Linked DNA regions of Homo sapiens: region 1 is linked to region 2. Evidence: read pairs that join two places in POLR2A ChIA-PET (ENCODE). Cell type or tissue: B cell. All regions are shown on one strand. Links, peaks and the distances in the headings refer to the core of each region. The heading gives the core; the rest is flanking DNA.

Region 1 (8,652 bases), core at 393-8,392, 200 kb after region 2:
TGCAATTACAGGTGTGAGCCACCGCACCTGGCCAGGACATTTTGAATACAAATGTTTAGATCAGAATTATATCAACATGGCTGGCCGGGCCTGGTGGCTCATGCCTGTAATCCCAGCACTTTGGGAGGCCGAGGCGGGCAGATCACCTGAGGTTGGGAGTTCGAGACCAGCCTGACCAGCATGGAGAAATCCCCGTCTCTACTAAAAATACAAAATTAGCTGGGCGTGTTGGCACATGCCTGTAATCCCAGCTACTCGGGAGGCTGAGACAGGAGAATCACTTGAACCCAGGAGGCGGAGGTTGTGGTGAGCCAAGATCGTGCCATTGCACTCCAGCCTCGGCAACAAGATCGAAACTCCAGCCGGGCGTGGTGGTTCACACCTGTGATCCCAGCACTTTGGGAGGCCGAGGTGGGCAGATCCCGAGGTCAGGAGATTGAGACCATCCTGGCTGACACAGTGAAACTCCTTCTCTACCAAAAAAAAAAAATACAAAAAATTAGCCGGGCGTGGTGGTGGGCGCCTTAGTTCCAGCTTCTCGGGAGGCTGAGGCAGGAGAATGGCGTGAACCTGGGAGGTGGAGCTTGCAGTGAGCCGAGATTGCGCCACTGCACTCCAGCCTGGGCGATAGAGGGAGACTCCGTCTCAAAAAAAAAAAAAAAAAAAAAAAGCGCGAAACTGCTTCTCAATAAATAAATAAATAAATACATACATAAATAAATAAAACATGGCTGAATTATCAATGAGAAAGCATTATCCAAAGTAAACTCTACTAAGCCAGTTTAATTTTGTGATCAATTATCTACGTGGATCCATTAAACTATTCTAATTTTCCCCAAACTTTTTAAAATTTTAATTTACTGAAATTGGTGGCATGGAATCAATTGCTTTTCTTTATGTAATCTACTTTTTTCCCATATTGCACATACTAATTATAATTTACAACTGGTTTCATTGTGAGACCATTATTTCAGCTAAGTCCTATTTTCCTGGGATAAATTATCAAAGATACACATTTAGTGCAGAAAATTAGAATGTTTTGTCGATTTTTAGCTAGAAGCAAATTTGACCTTCTGAGATGTTTAGTTGTTTTTGGTGTTAATTTGTATTGATAATTTATAGCTGTAGTATTCATTATTATTTGAATCAAAGAATGATAGTTTGCATTTATTTCTTAGTTACTTGATGAGAAAATTGTAAGGTGTTTTGTTAGGTGGAGAGACTAGGAGAGATAGAAATGGGGAAAAATGGGGAAGGAGTGGGAAGAGGAGAGTGGAGAGAAGGAAAGAAAGAAAGAGGGAAGAGAGAGAGATGTGGAGGTCAAGTGGAAGCCAGAGAGGATGGAAATGGAACTATGTTGGCCAGGCGCAGTGGCTCACGCCTGTAATCCTAGCACTTTGGAAGGCCATGGTGGGCAGATCACCTGAGGTCAGGAGTTCAAGACCAGCCTGGCCAACATCGTGAAACCCCGTCTCTACTAAAAATACAAAAATTAGCTGGGTGTGGTGGCACATGCCCATAGTTCCAGCTACTTGGGAGGCTGAGATAGGAAAATAGCTTGAACCCAGGAGAAGGAGTTTGCAGTGGGCCGAGATCGCGTCATTGCACTCCAGCCTGGGTGACAGAGGAGACTCCATCTCAAAAAAAAAAAAAAAAAAAAAAGAAATGGGACTATGTTGAAATGAGGGACTGAAGAGAGATAGAAAGAGAAGGATACACTAGGGGCCAAAATATCCTCCAGGTCACAATGTTGGATTCAAACCTGTTCCCAGGTAGGATGTCTGGGATTTTAATGCTAACAGTCAGGATTCTCATTTCCTATCTCAGATATCTTCTTCTCCCTATATATATCAATTTTACTCTATTTGCATACAGATTAGCCATCTCTGGGAAGCTGGGATGTGCCCTCCACCCAACCACCAGTAACTTCCAGGCGCTACGTTTCATAGGCTACCATGTATAGCCATGCAAGTTACTCAGTGCACAACTCAACTTGCATACATTTACACAGTGATTCTTACTGTTCTTTCCCCCCGGTTCCAAATCATAAAGTTTTTTTTTGTTTTTTTTTTTTGAGATGGAGTTTTGCTCTTGTTGTCCAGGCTGCAGTGCAATGGTAAGATCTTGGCTCAGTGCAACCTCTGCCTCCCGGGTTCAAGTGATTCTCCTGCCTCAGCCTCCCAAGTAGCTGGGATTACAGGCATGTGCTACCACACACAGCTAATTTTGTATTTTTAGTACAGAAGTGGTTTCTCCATGTTGGTCAGGCTGGTCTCGAACTCCTGACCTCAGGTATCTGCCTGCCTTGGCCTCCCAAAGTGCTGGGATTACAGGTATGAGCCACCACGCCCAACCCCAAATCATAAAGTTCTAAGGAAGGACTCTGATTGGTTTAGCAAGGGCCACATGTCCATCTTTTGACCAATCTCTGTGGCCAAACAGTATGATATTATGGTTGGCTCATCTTGTATGAAGATGATAAATTCATATGGAAGGAAGTGGTGGTTCTAATTCTCTCAAGAAGAGAAAGAACAAGGAATAATAATACTTTGTTTTTGGGCTAAGCACAGTAGCTCATGCCTGTTATCTCAGTGCTTTGGGAGGCCATGGTGGGCGGATTGCTTGAGCCTGGGTGGTCAAGGCTGCAGTGAGCTATGATTGCACCACTGTACTCCAGCCTCCAGGGTGACAGAGCGAGACCCTGACTCTTAAAATAAACAAATAAATAAATAAAATGAATGAATGAATGAATTAATCAATTAAAAGAGAAGAATAATTTCTTCCTGTTAAATAGGCCTCCATAATAATCATTTATAAGGGAGAGCTGCAATGGCCCGATCTCCTCTCACTACAACCTCCGCCTCCCAGGTCCAGGTGATTCTCCTGCCTCAGCCTCCAGAGTAGTTGGGATTACAGGCATGCACCACCACGCCTGGCTAATTTTGGTATTTTTAGTAGAGCCGGGGTTTCACCATGTTAGTCAGGCTAGTCTCGAACCGCACTGGGCCCCAAATTGTTTCTTGGGCAAAATCAAAGACTTCTCTCGGGGTCTGGATTGGGACCTCTTTCTGGCAACAATCTTGCGAAGAAATGTTGGTTGTCCCGGTTACACTATAAGATTGGTTTTATTTTTATTCCCATTTCATGGATGAGACAAGTAAGGCTCCAAGCGGTTAAGAGACAGGCTCCTTGGCCTTCCTGGTTCTCCCAGTAGTTGGGAAAAGCTGCGGTGAGAGGGAAAAAGAACAAAAAAAAACTAAATTAAATTAAAAAATTTTTTTAAAGTGACATGCTCCTGATCACAGAGCTAAGAAGTGTTTAGACCCAGTGCTCAAAACCAGGCTTACCGCTGGGCAAGTGACTCACACCTGTAGTCCCAGCTATTCGGGAGGCTGAGGCAGGAGAATTGCATGAAACCGGTGGAGGTTGCAGTGAGCTGAGATTGCGCCACTGCACTCCAGCCTGGGTGACACAGCAAGACTCCATCTCAAAAAAAAAAAAAAAAAAAAAATGGCTGGGCGTGGTGGCTCACACTGTGATCCCAGCACTTTGGGAGGCCAAGGCAGGTGGATCACTTGAGTTCAGGAGTTCGAGACCAGCCTGGCTAACATGGTGAAACCTCATATCTACTAAATACAAAAATTAGCTGGGTGTGGTGGTATGTGCCTGTAATCCCAGTTACTTGAGAGGCTGAGGCAGGAGCATATCTCGAACCTGGGAGGCAGAGGTTGCAGTGAGCTGAGATCGCACCACTGTACTCCAGCCTAGGTGACAGAGCGAGACTCTGTCTCAAATTTTAAAAAATAAAATAATAAAATAAAGGGGCTCACATTCCTCATAAAGGCAGGCATTCACCTGTGCATAGCACAGACCCCAAATAGCAGTGGCTTACAAGAGCAAAGATGCAAGTATATTTCTCTCTCCTAAAGAAGTCCAACTACTTTTCAAAGTCCTACTTTGCAAATCTGTCAGGAGCCTAAGATCCTTTCATCTCATTGTGTCTTCATCTCTAAGGTGCTGGGCTGGTTCTCATGGTCCAAGGTCCACATTCCAACCTTTACACAGGGGAAAAAGACACAAGGAAGGAACACACCATACTGTAAGGCATCACTGAACTGGGAAGTTGTCCATGGCTCTTCTCATAGCCCATTGGACAAAATGTGGTCACCCAGACACACCTTATTACAAAGGAGGGTGGGTAATGTAGTTTTCATTCTGGGAAGTCGTCTATAATAAGAAACCGGTTGGTTTCTGATTTTCGAAAAGAACAGCTGGTGCATGGCTCACACCTGTAATCCCAGCACTTTGGGAGGCCGAGGTGGGCAGATCACTTGAGGTCAGGAGTTTGAGACCAGCCTAGCCTACATGGCGAAACCCCATCTCTACTAAAAATACAAAAATTAGCCAGGTGTGGTGGTGTGTGCCTGTAATCCCAGCTACTCGAGAGGCTGAGGCGGGAGAACTGCATGAACCTGGGAGGCGGAGGTTGCAGGGATCTGAGATTGCACTACTGCACTCTAGCCTGGGTAACATAGTCAGACTGTCTCAAAAAAAAAAAAAAAAAAAAAAAAGACTAGCTTTTAGAGAATGGCAAGCAGTTTGCGCTATGGTTAGGTAACCAAGTATTTCACAGTTTCCAGACCCGATGATTTTATTGATTATGCAGAAGCTTCTGTAAAATAATTTTTGTTTTTTTGTTTATTTTTTTGAGACAGAGTCTCGCTCTATAGCCCAGGCTAGTGTGCAGTGGCGCCATTTCGGCTCGCTGCAACGTCCGCCTCCTGGATGCGAGTGATTCTCATGCCTCAGTCTCCAGAGTAGCTGGGACTAAAGGCGTGCACCACGATGCCCGGCTAATTTTTGTATTTTTTTAGTAGAGATGAGGTTTTGCCATGTTTGCCAGGCTGGTCTCGAGCTTCCGGCCTCTAGTAATCAGCCCACTTGGGCCTCCCAAAGTGCTGGGATTACAGGAGTCAGCAGGCGTGCCCAGCTTTGTATTTCTTTTATAATAATGAGAACTAGTTAATAAAAATAAGTGAGCTTCTGGCCTTGATACAAAAGCATACAATTACAGTTGGAGAGATATTTAGAAGAAATTCAGCACAATCCAAGCCAAGATATATCATCAAATAGAAAAAAGAAAAAAAAGCAGTTGAAGATTCATTTGACTACTATGATACTGTTTGGGTTTTAAAATTATGTATAGGATATAAATATACCTATGTAGGTGTGCATATAGAAAGATAGAGCTACGTAAAAAGAGAAACAAATTAGAGAAGCACACATCAAATTGTAAATTGCAGTTATCTCTTGAATTTAGAAATGCGGAGGAGTTGCACTTTCTATTTTATTTATTTCTGTAATGATTTTATTATGATATTGACTCATATTTTAATAAGCAGAAAAAACAATGTAGATAAAAATGGAAAGATTCCAAGTAGTGTTTTAATTCCTTCTGTAACAGCTCTAGCACCCAGACTCTGAATAAATAATTTTTCTTTCTTTCTTTATTTTTTTTTTGAGATGGAGTTTTGCTCTTGTTGCCCAGGCTGGAGTGCAATGGTACGATCTCGGCTTACTGCAACCTCTGCCTCCCAGGTATAAGCGATTCTTCTGCCTCAGCCTCCAGAATAGCTGGGATTACAGGTGCCTGCCACCATACCCAGCTAACTTTTTTTGTATTTTTAGTAGAGATGGGGTTTCATCATGATGGCCAGGCTGTTCTTGAACTCCTGACCTCAGGTGATCTGCCTGCCTCGGCCTCCCAAAGTGCTGGGATTACAGGCGTGAGCCACTGCGCCTGGCCAATAATTTCAATAGAGAATTCATTCATTTCATACATGCTGGAGAAGCATGTACGAAAATACAGCCATTGTGCTGGGCCCTGGAGATACGAAGATGCAATACATCCAAAAAGGTCTTCATATTGGAGCCCCAAGTAGTGAAACTAGGGAAAGGAGGAAGAAGGAGATAGGCCAGGAGGAAGAGAATGAAGAAGAGAGTACTGTTACCAGCGCTCTCTCCTATCACTTTCATGGTTATAGCCCCAGCACTTTGTTTTGTTTTGTTTTTGAGATAGGGTCTTTCTCTGTCACCCAGGCTGGAGTGCACTGGTGCGATCTCAGCTCACTGCAGCCTCGACCTCCCAGTCTCAGGTGATCCTCCCACCCCAGCCTCTCAAGTAGCTGGGACCACAGGTGTGTGCCACCACTCCTGGCTAACTTTTTTTGTTTGCTGGTTTATTTTTTTGTAGAGACAGAGTTTCGCCATGTTGCCCAGACTGGTTGTGAACTCTTGGTCTCAAGCAATTGGCCATGCCTCAGCTTTCCAAAATGCTGGGATTATAGGCATGAACCACTGTGCCAGGTCTTGCCACAGCATTTTGGCTAGTGGCTGGCACATAGATGCTCAGTAAACTTGTTCAACAAATGAGTAACAGAGAAGGAAGAAATAGTGAATAATCTGATATGTCAGACGGAATGGTCATTCCACCAGCAATGTAAGGAAGAAACAGAGACAGGTTAGAGGAAGGCAGTGGCAATGTCAAGTAGAATTGTGGGGACGGAGGGCATGCAGAACTCAACCTCTGGGAGGAGAAATAGAAAAGAGAAGCTATAACTTCTCATTCTTAGGCTGCCCTTTCTTTTGTGACAGCCTCTATCTTGCACCTGCCACTCATTGGTACTTTGCTACATAAAGAAAGGTTTTATGCTGTTCTAGTGATTAGAAAGTTCATGATAATTATAATAATTTCCTTTGGTTCTCTTGAAATTAGTCTAGATATGAGATTTCATTTGGTGTACCTTTTATTCAACTATACCGAGCTGGCTTTGATGATGCAAAACACAAAATAGTTAATTATCAATTATAACAGGACATTTACATAATTACCAAGCAGACCCAAATTGAGTTCATCCTTTTAGAATGAACTTCAAAAGCTGGCTTTGAGTTTCCTCATGATTTTCTTTACTTCCCCAGTTTCCTCACAATAAAATTGTGTTACCCTTATAATGGCATTTTGAAAAAAATAGACCGAAAAAATAAATCAATGATATATTTAACTTTTTCTGTTCTAATCACTCTAAGAGTTTTGGGACAATTGAGTATCACCAATTGAAGAAAAAAAAAAAGAAAAAAGAAAAAACAAAAAAAAGAATTTCCCCTGTTACCACAAAAGAAAAGAGACCATATCCTCCTCCTCTTAGAGTATTCCTGAGAGAAACCTAGTGGTCGTAAATTCTTACTTTAATCTTTTGGTGTGTCTATAAATCTCTTCAGAGGCAAGTAAGCCTCTTGCCAGATTTACAACCCAGAAACATTTTTTTCAAAGGTCTTGGATTTATCCCCTTTGAAATGCAAATGTCTGAGGCAACTATATCTTGGTCACCCAGTCACTGTGGGCGCCTTTCTCTGAACTAGCGGAGGTGGTCATGAGAAAGGAGACCACTCCTCATGTTGTCTTATACTTAATTTCTTGTTTGCTGAAAAGGTAGAAGTTAAAAGAATAAGCAGAAGTGAAATTCATAGTCAGACAGCCCAGCGTCACATTTCGGGCCTGGTAGTTAAAATTCAACCCCTGACCTCACTGCTTGAGTTATCTATAGATTCTAGACACTGTATGAGGAAGCGTTGTGAAACTCCCTGTTCTGTTCTGTTTCGTTGTGATTACTGGTGCATGCAGCCGTCAGTCACCTACCCCTCGCTTGCCCAATCGGTCACGACCCCCTCTTCATGCAGTCCCTTTAGAGGTGTGAGCCCTTAAAAGGGACAGGAATTACTTATTCAGGGAGCTCAGTTTCTAGGACTTGAGTCTGCCGATGCTCCCAGAAGAATAAAGCTCTTTCCTTCCACAATCCGGTGTCTGAGAGGTTGTGTCTATGACTCCTCCTGCTACAGTTAAAGAAATTTTACTAACTTTCCAGTCCACTTCAAGCCCAATTTTTTCACCATTGTTGGGAGTCAGAAACCGATACCCCAAAATAGGGCACTCTGATGGGCCGAACTGAGGAAGACCTAAGGTCTCTCTGACCTCACCCACCTACTTCTCATCGCTCAGTCCTCCGTGTCTCCCAAAACACAGGATGAAGTTGTTCTCTGAAGTTCCCTTATCTACCTAAAGCCCGGACCTGAAAAAGAAGAAAACAATGACCCCGGTCCCTGAGTTTTCATTAGCTGAACTCACATCGCAGGAAGACTGACTGAAGTCTGCCAACACACCTGAACAGACTTGTCACAAATCATTTTCTGCTCTGCAGACCCAACAGACTTTGTTCTGAGCCACTGTGTGTTCTCTAAGCCCATTGAATTCCCCTAAAAATCCTTTGTGGCTGGGAGCTGTGGCTCACGCCTGTAATCCCAGCACTTTGGGAGGCCGAGGCGGGTGGATCACCTGAGGTCAGGAGTTGGAGACCAGCCTGCCCAACACGGCATAACCCCGTCTCTACTAAAAATACAAAAATTAGCTGGGCATGGTGGTGGGCACCTGTAATCTCAGCTATTCGGGAGGCTGAGGCAGGAGAATTGCTTGAACCCAGGAGGCGGAGGTTGTAGTAGGTGGAGATTGCGCCAGTGCACTCCAGCCTGGGCGACAAGAGCAAAACTCTGTCTCAAAATAATAATGATAATAAAAATAAAAATCCTTTGCTATTCTCC
Region 2 (8,652 bases), core at 191-8,190:
TAGAAAGTGTGTTTTGCCAAGGTTAAGGATATTCCTGTGACACACAGCCTCGGTGTTACAGGAAAGCGGTCCCGATCCAGACCCCAAGAGAGGGTTCTTGGACTCCACACAAGAAAGAATTCAGGGTGAGTCCACAGATTAAAGTAAAAGCAAGTTTATTAGGAAAGTAAGGGAATAAAAGAATGGCTACTCCATAGACAGAACAACCCTGATGGCTGCTGGTTGCCCCCCCTTTTTTTTTTTTGAGACAGAGTCTTGCTCTGTCACCCAGGCTGGACTGCAATGGCACGATTCTCCTGCCTCAGCTTCCCAAGTAGCTGGGACTACAGGCACATATGCCATCATACCCAGCTAATTTTTGTATTTTTAGTAGAAACGGGGTTTCACCATATTGGCCAAGCTGGTCTCAAACTCCTGACCTCAGGTGACCCACCCGCCTCGACCTCCCAAAGTGCTGGGATTACAGGCATGAGCCACTGCACCTGTCTGGTTGCCCATTTTTATGGTTATTTCTTGATTATATGCTAAACAAGGGGTGGATTATTCATGCCTCCCCTTTTTTAGACCATATAGGGTAACTTTCATGCGTGTCTGTGTGCAGAGACCACCACACAGGCTTTGTGTGAGCAATAAAGCTTTTTAATCACCTGGGTGCAGGTGGGCTGAAGCGAAGGGAGATAGAGGTGGGGCTGTTTTATAGGATTTGGGTAGGTAGTGGAAAATTACAGTCAAAGGGGGTTGTTCTCTGGCTGGCAGGGGTGGGGGTCACAAGGTGCTCAGTGGGGGAGCTTTTGAGCCAGGATGAGCCAGGAGAAGGAATTTCACAAGGTAATATTGTCAGTTAAGGTAGGAACAGGCCATTTTCACTTCTTTTGTGATTCTTCAGGCCATCTGGATGAATACATGCAGGTTTGGGCTCAGAGGCCTGACAGTAACTTGCTGACATTTCCATGGCATTTGTAAGCTCTCACGGCACTGGTGGGAGTGTAGCAATGAGGATGACCAGAGGTCACTCTTGTAGCCATCTTGGTTTTGTTGGGTTTTAGCCGGCTTCTTTCCTGCAATCTGTTTTAACAGCAAGGTCTTTATGACCTGTATCTTGTGCTGATCTCCTGTGTTGTCCTGTGACTTAGAACGACTTAGTCTGTGAATGCAGCCCAGAAGGTCTCAGCCTTATTTCACCCAGCCCCTATGAAGATGGAGTTGCTCTGGTTCACACACCTCTAACATTAGGAAGTCCAGATGACACGTGCCTACTGTGGTTGGGGCACAGCTTGGATTTATACATTTTAGGGAGATATGAGACATCAATCAATATGTGTACGATGTACATTGGTTTGGCCTGGAAAGGTGGTGTTAGAAATAAGAGCTCAGAGTCATAAAGAAAATGAGCACTCAAACAAAAGATTTCTCAGCAAGCCAAATTTACTTCTGCAGAAAGGTGCAGCTTGCACCAGTCATGACTGCAAGAGCACACTGAGCGGGGGAGGGCAGGGGTTTTATCCCTAACGCAGTTCCTAGCACTTCTGTGTCCTTTCCCCATTGGCTGAGGTTGGACTTCACAATCTAAGCTAAGGTTTAAACTGAATAGGGTCTATTAGATGGGAAGGAAGAGGGACTGTCCTTTACTAGGCCAGAAGGACTTGTCTATCTAAGCACCGCAAAGGCGAGAAGGTTGTTTACAGAACAGGTAGCTAGGAGACAAGGAAGTACAAGGAAGTTGGTCATAAGAAACAAAGAACAGAGAACTAAAGCTTTTTGAAGATTAATTTATCATCTCTGACATTGGGACAACTGGGTGTAGGGTGGGAATTTCCAGGTCATAGGTAGATGAGAGACAAGGGGTGCATTCCTTTGAGTCTCTGATTAGCCTCCCACTGAATATGCAATTTACATGTGAGAGGAGGGTAGAGGAATAGTCACTTAGGCCTTAGTCTGGTTTAGTGAAACAATAGGGCAGAGGAAGCAATCAGATAGGCATTTGTCTCAAGTGAGCAGAAGGAAGACTTTGAGTTCTGTCTGTCCCTTGTCCACAAGGAATTTCCTTCTGGGAAACTTGTGAGGGAGGTATGCAGCTTTTTTTTTTTTTTTTTTTTGCTGTTGTTGTCAAACCTTTGTAGCTATGTTATTTAGGAATAAAATGGGAGGCAGGTTTGCCTGACATAGTTCCCAGCTTGACTTTTCCCTTTTGCTTAGTGATTTTTGGGGTCCCGAGATGTATTTTCCTTTCACACAGTAATCACTATAAATAGAGTCTGAGGGTAGAATCTATCAGATTGAACTGAAATAAACAAACTGTGAAGGAGACCATAAGAACCTCACCCAAATCTCCCAAAGTAAGAGTTCCCAGATTCTTCCAGCTCTGATATAACTTGTGTGTTTTGGATTTTTTTTTTTTTTTGAGATGGAGTCTTGCTCTGTCACCCAGGCTGGAGTGCAGTGGTGCGATGTCGGCTCACTGCTGCAACCTCCGCCTCCCAGTTTCAAGCAATTCTCCTGCCTCAGCCTCCTGAGTAGCTGGGACTAGAGGTGTCCATGACCACGCATGCCTGGCTAATTTTTGTATTTTTAGTAAAGATGGGGTTTCACCATGTTGGCCAGAATGGTCTCGATCTCCTGACTTCGTGAGCCACTGCGCCTGGCTGTGTGTTTTGGATTTTTTTGAGAGTCTGAACTAAAAGAGACTTTGGAGATCTAAATCCTCTCATTATAGTTGAGGAAACTGATTTAGGAAGGGAAAGCTACCTACTCAGGGTTACATATTAAATGAGAGCCAGGGAAACCAGAAACCAGAATCTCCTCCCAATCCAACAATTTTTCCTATTCACCAGAGATTCCCGATTCATCAACCACAGGACATAAGATTAGTCTAGAGCGGATGTCACTGGAAAGGGGTCCCAATCCAGACCCCAAGAGAGGGTTCTTGGACCTCGTGTGAAAAAGAAGTGAGAGCAAGTTTATTAGAGAAATAAAGGAATGAAAGATGACTACTCTGGCTGGGCGCGGTGGCTCACACCTGTAATCCCAGCACTTTAGGAGGCCGAGGCCGGTGGATCACAAGGTGAGGAGGTTGAGACCAGCCTGGCCAATATGGTGAAACCCCATCTCTACTAAAAATACAAAAATTAGCCAGGCATGGTGGCAGGCACCTGTAGTCCCAGCTACTCGGGAGGCTGAGACAGAAGAATTGCTTGAACCCGGGAGGCAGAGGTTTCAGTGAGCTGAGATCACACCCCCGCACTCCAGCCTGGGTGACAGAGCGAGACTCTGTCTCAATTTAAAAAAAAAAAAAAAAAGACTACTCCATAGGCAGAGCAGTGGCATGGGTTGGTCAAATGGGAATACTTACAGTTATTTCTCAATTATATGCTAAACAAGGGGTAGATTATTCATGAGTTTTCTGGGAATTCCTGAAACTGAGGGTTCCTTCCCCTTTTAGACCATATAGGGTAATTCCTTGGCGTTGCCATGGCATTTGTAAACTGTCACGGTGTTGGTGGAGTGTCTTTTAGCATGCTAATGTGTTATAATTAGCGTATAATGAGTGATGAGGGTGACCAGAGGCCACTTTCGTGGTCCTCTTGTTTCTGGTGGGGTTTTGGCCAGCTTCTTTAACGCATGCTGCTTTTTGTTTTTGTTTTTTTTTTTTTCTTTTTTTGGAGACCAAGTCTCGCTCTCGCCCAGGCTGGAGTGCTGTGGCGCGATCTCGGCTCACTGCAGGCTCTGCCCCTCTGGGTTCACGCCATTCTCCTGCCTCAGCCTCCCGAGTAGCTGGGACTACAGGCGCCCGCCACCTCGCCCGGCTAATATTTTGTATTTTTAGTAGAGACGGGGTTTCACCGTGTTAGCCAGGATGGTCTCGATCCTCTGACGTCGTGATCCGCCCGCCTCGGCCTCCAGAAGTGCTGGGATTACAGGTGTGAGCCACCGCGCCTGGCCCTAGTGCATGCTGTTTTAACAGCCAGGTCTTTGTGACCTGTATCTTGTGCTGACCTATCTCATCCTGTGACTAAGAGTGCCTTAACCTCCTGGGAATGCAGCCCAGTAGGTCTCAGTCTCATTTTACCCAGCCCCTGTTCAAGATGGGGTTGCTCTGTTTCATACATCTCTGACACAGACACAGAATTTCATCAGATTTAAAATTTTGCCTCACTTTATTGACAATAAAAAACCAGTGATGGGGAAGGCACACGCCATTCTCTGTTGGAAGTGTGGAGTGGTGAAGCCTTGAGAGCAATCTGTCAGGATTCTACACCGATAACTGCCCTGAAAAGCCTGGAAGAAAATATACCCAACTGGTAAGAGTAGTTGCCTCCTCAGCAGAAATGTTCCCAGACCAAACTGAGGGTCGGGCTGCTTATTCCAGTGGCCCAATAACAACATGCAGATGAACTGGGAAAGGAGGGAATTTTTATTTGGGTAACTGGTTACAGGGAGAAGACCTGGAAAATATCACCAGACTAACTCAAAATTAGAAAGTTTTCCAGTGCTTATATACCTTCTAACCTATATGTCTACATGTAAGTCTACATTCATCTGAAGACATAAGTGATTAACTTTTTTTCTTTTTTCTTTTTTTTTTTTTTGAGACAGAGTCTTGCTCTGTCACCCAGGCTGGAGTACAGGAGCGCTATCTTGGCTCACTGCAACCTCTGCCTCCTAGGTTCAAGTGATTTTCCTGCCTCAGCCACCCAAGCAGCTGTGATTACAGGCACGTGCCACCATGCCCGGCTAATTTTTGCATTTTTAGTAGAGACAGGGTTTCACCATGTTGGCCAGGCTGGTCTCCAACTCCTGAACTCAGGTAATGCACCCACCTCAGCCTCCCAAAGTGCTGGGATTACAGGCTTGAGCCACCGCACCCAGCTAACTTCTTTTAATCTATAACTAAGGTCTCAATCCTGAAGACCTTCCTCTATAAATTTACTTAATCTAAATGGCTCCAGGTGCTGGGGTGATTACCCTTATCTTGTCTCCTGCTAAATCATGGAGGTTTGGGGAATTCCTTCAGACCTGATGGGACAAGAGTACCACCATCTTAACAAGACTCCACCACCTTAAACTATCAAGTTTCCATTTCTCAGAACTGTCCATTGCCACCTGACCAAACTGCAAAAGTCAGCCCCACCTATATCTTCAACAGAGCATAACAACCCTAAGCAAGCTTATCAAAGTCCCCAGCAGTCCCAACCAGCCAGCACTCCCCTAACCCCTCCCCCATAGGAACCACACCCAGAGCACACTGCCCCCACTGGGCCCTTTTTAAATGCCTCAGGCTGTAAGAGAAGTTTGCTCCTGATCCTGCCAGCCAGAAGCCCTTCTCAGGTTTACTCTCAATAAACCAGTCTCAAGTGTTTGAGCCACTCTCTTGTTTCGTCTTCCTTCTCTTCTCTCCCACTGCTCTAACAGGACCCCCAATAAACTTCTTCATTGGAGGCCTGGGGAGTTTTTTCAGACCCCCAATGAAACTTGTTTAATCCTAAACAGGTCCCATTAAGAATTCCTTCGTTATCTTGTCATGCTTTATAAGGCCCAGGAAAAGCCTAGGCAAAACTCTTGGTGGACTTTTGTTACATTCCAGCCTTTGAATAAGGGCACTGGCTCTCTCAGCTTTTAACCACTCAGTCAGTGCTGAGACAGTTATGGAGGCCTATGTTAATGAGACCTGGCCTGCCATGGAAAGTCTGAGTTGGGAGTGACTGGTGCTAAAATGAGACTTTTGATTTTTTTTTAAGTGCTATATTTATAAAATAATTTTCTATTGGGAATATGTTCACATATTGTGATTTTTTTGAGAAGAGGCTGCTGGGTGCGGTGGCTCACGCCTGTAATCCTAGCACTTTGGGAGGCTGAGGTGGGCGGATCACAAGGTCAGGAGATCCTGGCTAACACGGTGAAATCCCGTCTCTACTAAAAATGCAAAGAAATTAGCTGGGCATGGTGGCAGGCACCTGTAGTCCCAGCTATTTGGGAGGCTGAGGCAGGAGAATGGCATGAACCTGGGAGGTGGAGCTTGAAGTGAGCTGAGATCGTGCCACTGCACTCCAGCCTGGGCAACAGAGCGAGACTCTGTCTCAAAACAAAAAAAAAAAAAAAAGAGAGAGAGGCCAAGCACATCTGTCATCCCAGAAAATTAAGAGTCCGAGGCAGGTGGATTGCTTGAGCTCAGGAGTTCAAGATCAGCCTGGCCAACATGGTGAAACCGCATCTCTACAAAAAATATAAAAATTAGCTGGGCACGGTGGTGCGCACCTGTAATTCCAGCTACTTGGCGGGTGAAAGGTTTCCTTGAGCCTGGGAGGTCAAAGCTACAGTGAGCCAAGATTGTACCACTGCACTCCAGCCGGGGCAACAGAGTGAGACACCCTGTCTCAAAAACAAATAAATAAAATATATATATATATTTAATTTATATATATCTTTATATTATATAAAAATATAACATTACATATATTATATATCAACAGAAGATGGCAAATCACTCAGAAGTAGTCCTGGAGATAAATATATATATCATTTATTTTTATATATAAAAATAAATAACAGATATATATCTTTATTATATATAATATATAAAAATCCCAACATATATAATATATATATGTGTTATCTATTATATATTATATAAAAATCCCAACATATAGAATAATAATATAATATATAATATATATTTATATATAATATATTTATAATATATAATATATATTTATATATAATATATTTATAATATATAATATATATTTATATATAATATATTTATAATATATAATATATATTTATATATAATATATTTATAATATATAATATATATTTATATATAATATATTTATAATATATAATATATATTTATATATAATATATTTATAATATATAATATATATTTATATATAATATATTTATAATATATAATATATATTTATATATAATATATTTATAATATATAATATATATTTATATATAATATATTTATAATATATAATATATATTTATATATAATATATTTATAATATATAATATATATTTATATATAATATATTTATAATATATAATATATATTTATATATAATATATTTATAATATATAATATATATTTATATATAATATATTTATAATATATATTTATATATAATATATTTATAATATATATTTATAATATATAATATATTTATAATATATATTTATAATATATAATATATTTATAATATATATTTATAATATATAATATATTTATAATATATATTTATAATATATAATATATTTATAATATATATTTATAATATATAATATATTTATAATATATATTTATAATATATAATATATTTATAATATATATTTATAATATATAATATATTTATAATATATATTTATAATATATATTTATAATATATTTATAATATATATTTATAATATATATTTATAATATATATTTATAATATATATTTATAATATATATTTATAATATATATTATAAATATATATTTATAATATATATTTATAATATATAATATATTTATAATATATATTTATAATATATATTTATAATATATAATATATTTATAATATATATTTATAATATATATTTATAATATATATTTATAATATATAATATATTTATAATATATATTTATAATATATAATATATTTATAATATATATTTATAATATATAATATATTTATAATATATATTTATAATATATAATATATTTATAATGTAATATATATTTATAATATATATATAATATATATAATATATATTATATATAATTATATATATATAAATTATATATATATAAAATAGATAATATATATTATATATATAATTCAATGATATATATCTTTATATATTATGTATAGTTATATATCTTCTATTTTTATAAATAAAATAAGAGATATATAATTATATATTTTATTTATTTTTATTATATATAAAATACATAAGTGATATATAATAAGTGCTATGTAAAATAAATGATATATGTTATATAATATATATCTTTTATTTATTTTTATTATATATAAAAATAAATCAGTTATATATATATTTATCTCCATGACTACTTCTGAGTGACTTGCCGTCTCCTGTTGACCCTCTTGTCTTAGTAAATCAGCAGTTAGGAAACAAGGTATTTTTCATTCTCTGCCTCCCCTAGCATTTTTGCTTTGTCCTAGGTATTTTACGTTATCTCATTGTTGGGATTTTGCTCTGACTTGGTCTTGAAGTCTCTCTTGGTCAAGGATCTATAAACTCTAGCCCTGTCCTGATGGGACTCCAGGAGAAGTGGGCGTTTGGAACGTGCCTTTCATGGGATTCTTCTTTTTCTGGTGGACGACCTAAAGCCTGTGTCCAGCTGGTTACCAGGTGTTCCTCTCCCACATGACTTGTTCGTACTGGAAGACACCCTTTTGCTGGTGCTGACCTGTGTCCAGTTTGTTCTTACCAACACGGCCACTTTCTGGGAGGAGAGCCCTGACCAGGAGGAGAGTCAGGCTCAGGTGTGTGGGTCAGGTGAGACACAGAGCTGGCAGTGCAACAAAACACAGGAAACCACAGCAGCGCTTTCTGACTCACAGGTCCAGAGAGAAGAGTGGTGACCACAGGGTTGACGGGACGTCCAAAGGCAGCAGGGAGCTCATCCAGTGGGTGGGGAGCAA

Evidence for each region. ChIA-PET counts read pairs that join two places held together with the same protein. Peaks named below come from ENCODE experiments on the same cell type or tissue, not always from the same donor. Only the 100,000 strongest peaks of a DNase experiment are listed, where the experiment ranks them.
Region 1: POLR2A ChIA-PET joins it to region 2 with 5 read pairs; 13 of 35 experiments call an interaction of 5 or more read pairs at or near these places.

Annotation. Positions count from the first base shown.
Region 1 is chr16:10,296,563-10,305,214 of GRCh38, reverse strand. No RefSeq gene overlaps it. Among named protein-coding and RNA genes, the nearest start is that of ATF7IP2, 85 kb to the left of the region's middle. RefSeq lists a silencer at 3,996-4,196 and an enhancer at 7,378-7,427. In B cell, for the core only: a CTCF peak has its summit at 6,987; DNase peaks (open chromatin) are centred at 6,544 and 7,584; H3K4me3 peaks cover 2,063 bases; H3K27ac peaks cover 4,193 bases.
Region 2 is chr16:10,497,771-10,506,422 of GRCh38, reverse strand. No RefSeq gene overlaps it. Among named protein-coding and RNA genes, the nearest start is that of LINC01290, 26 kb to the left of the region's middle. RefSeq lists an enhancer at 1,670-2,477 and a cis regulatory region at 8,541-8,652. In B cell, for the core only: no CTCF peak of the experiment used is centred there; a DNase peak (open chromatin) is centred at 5,182.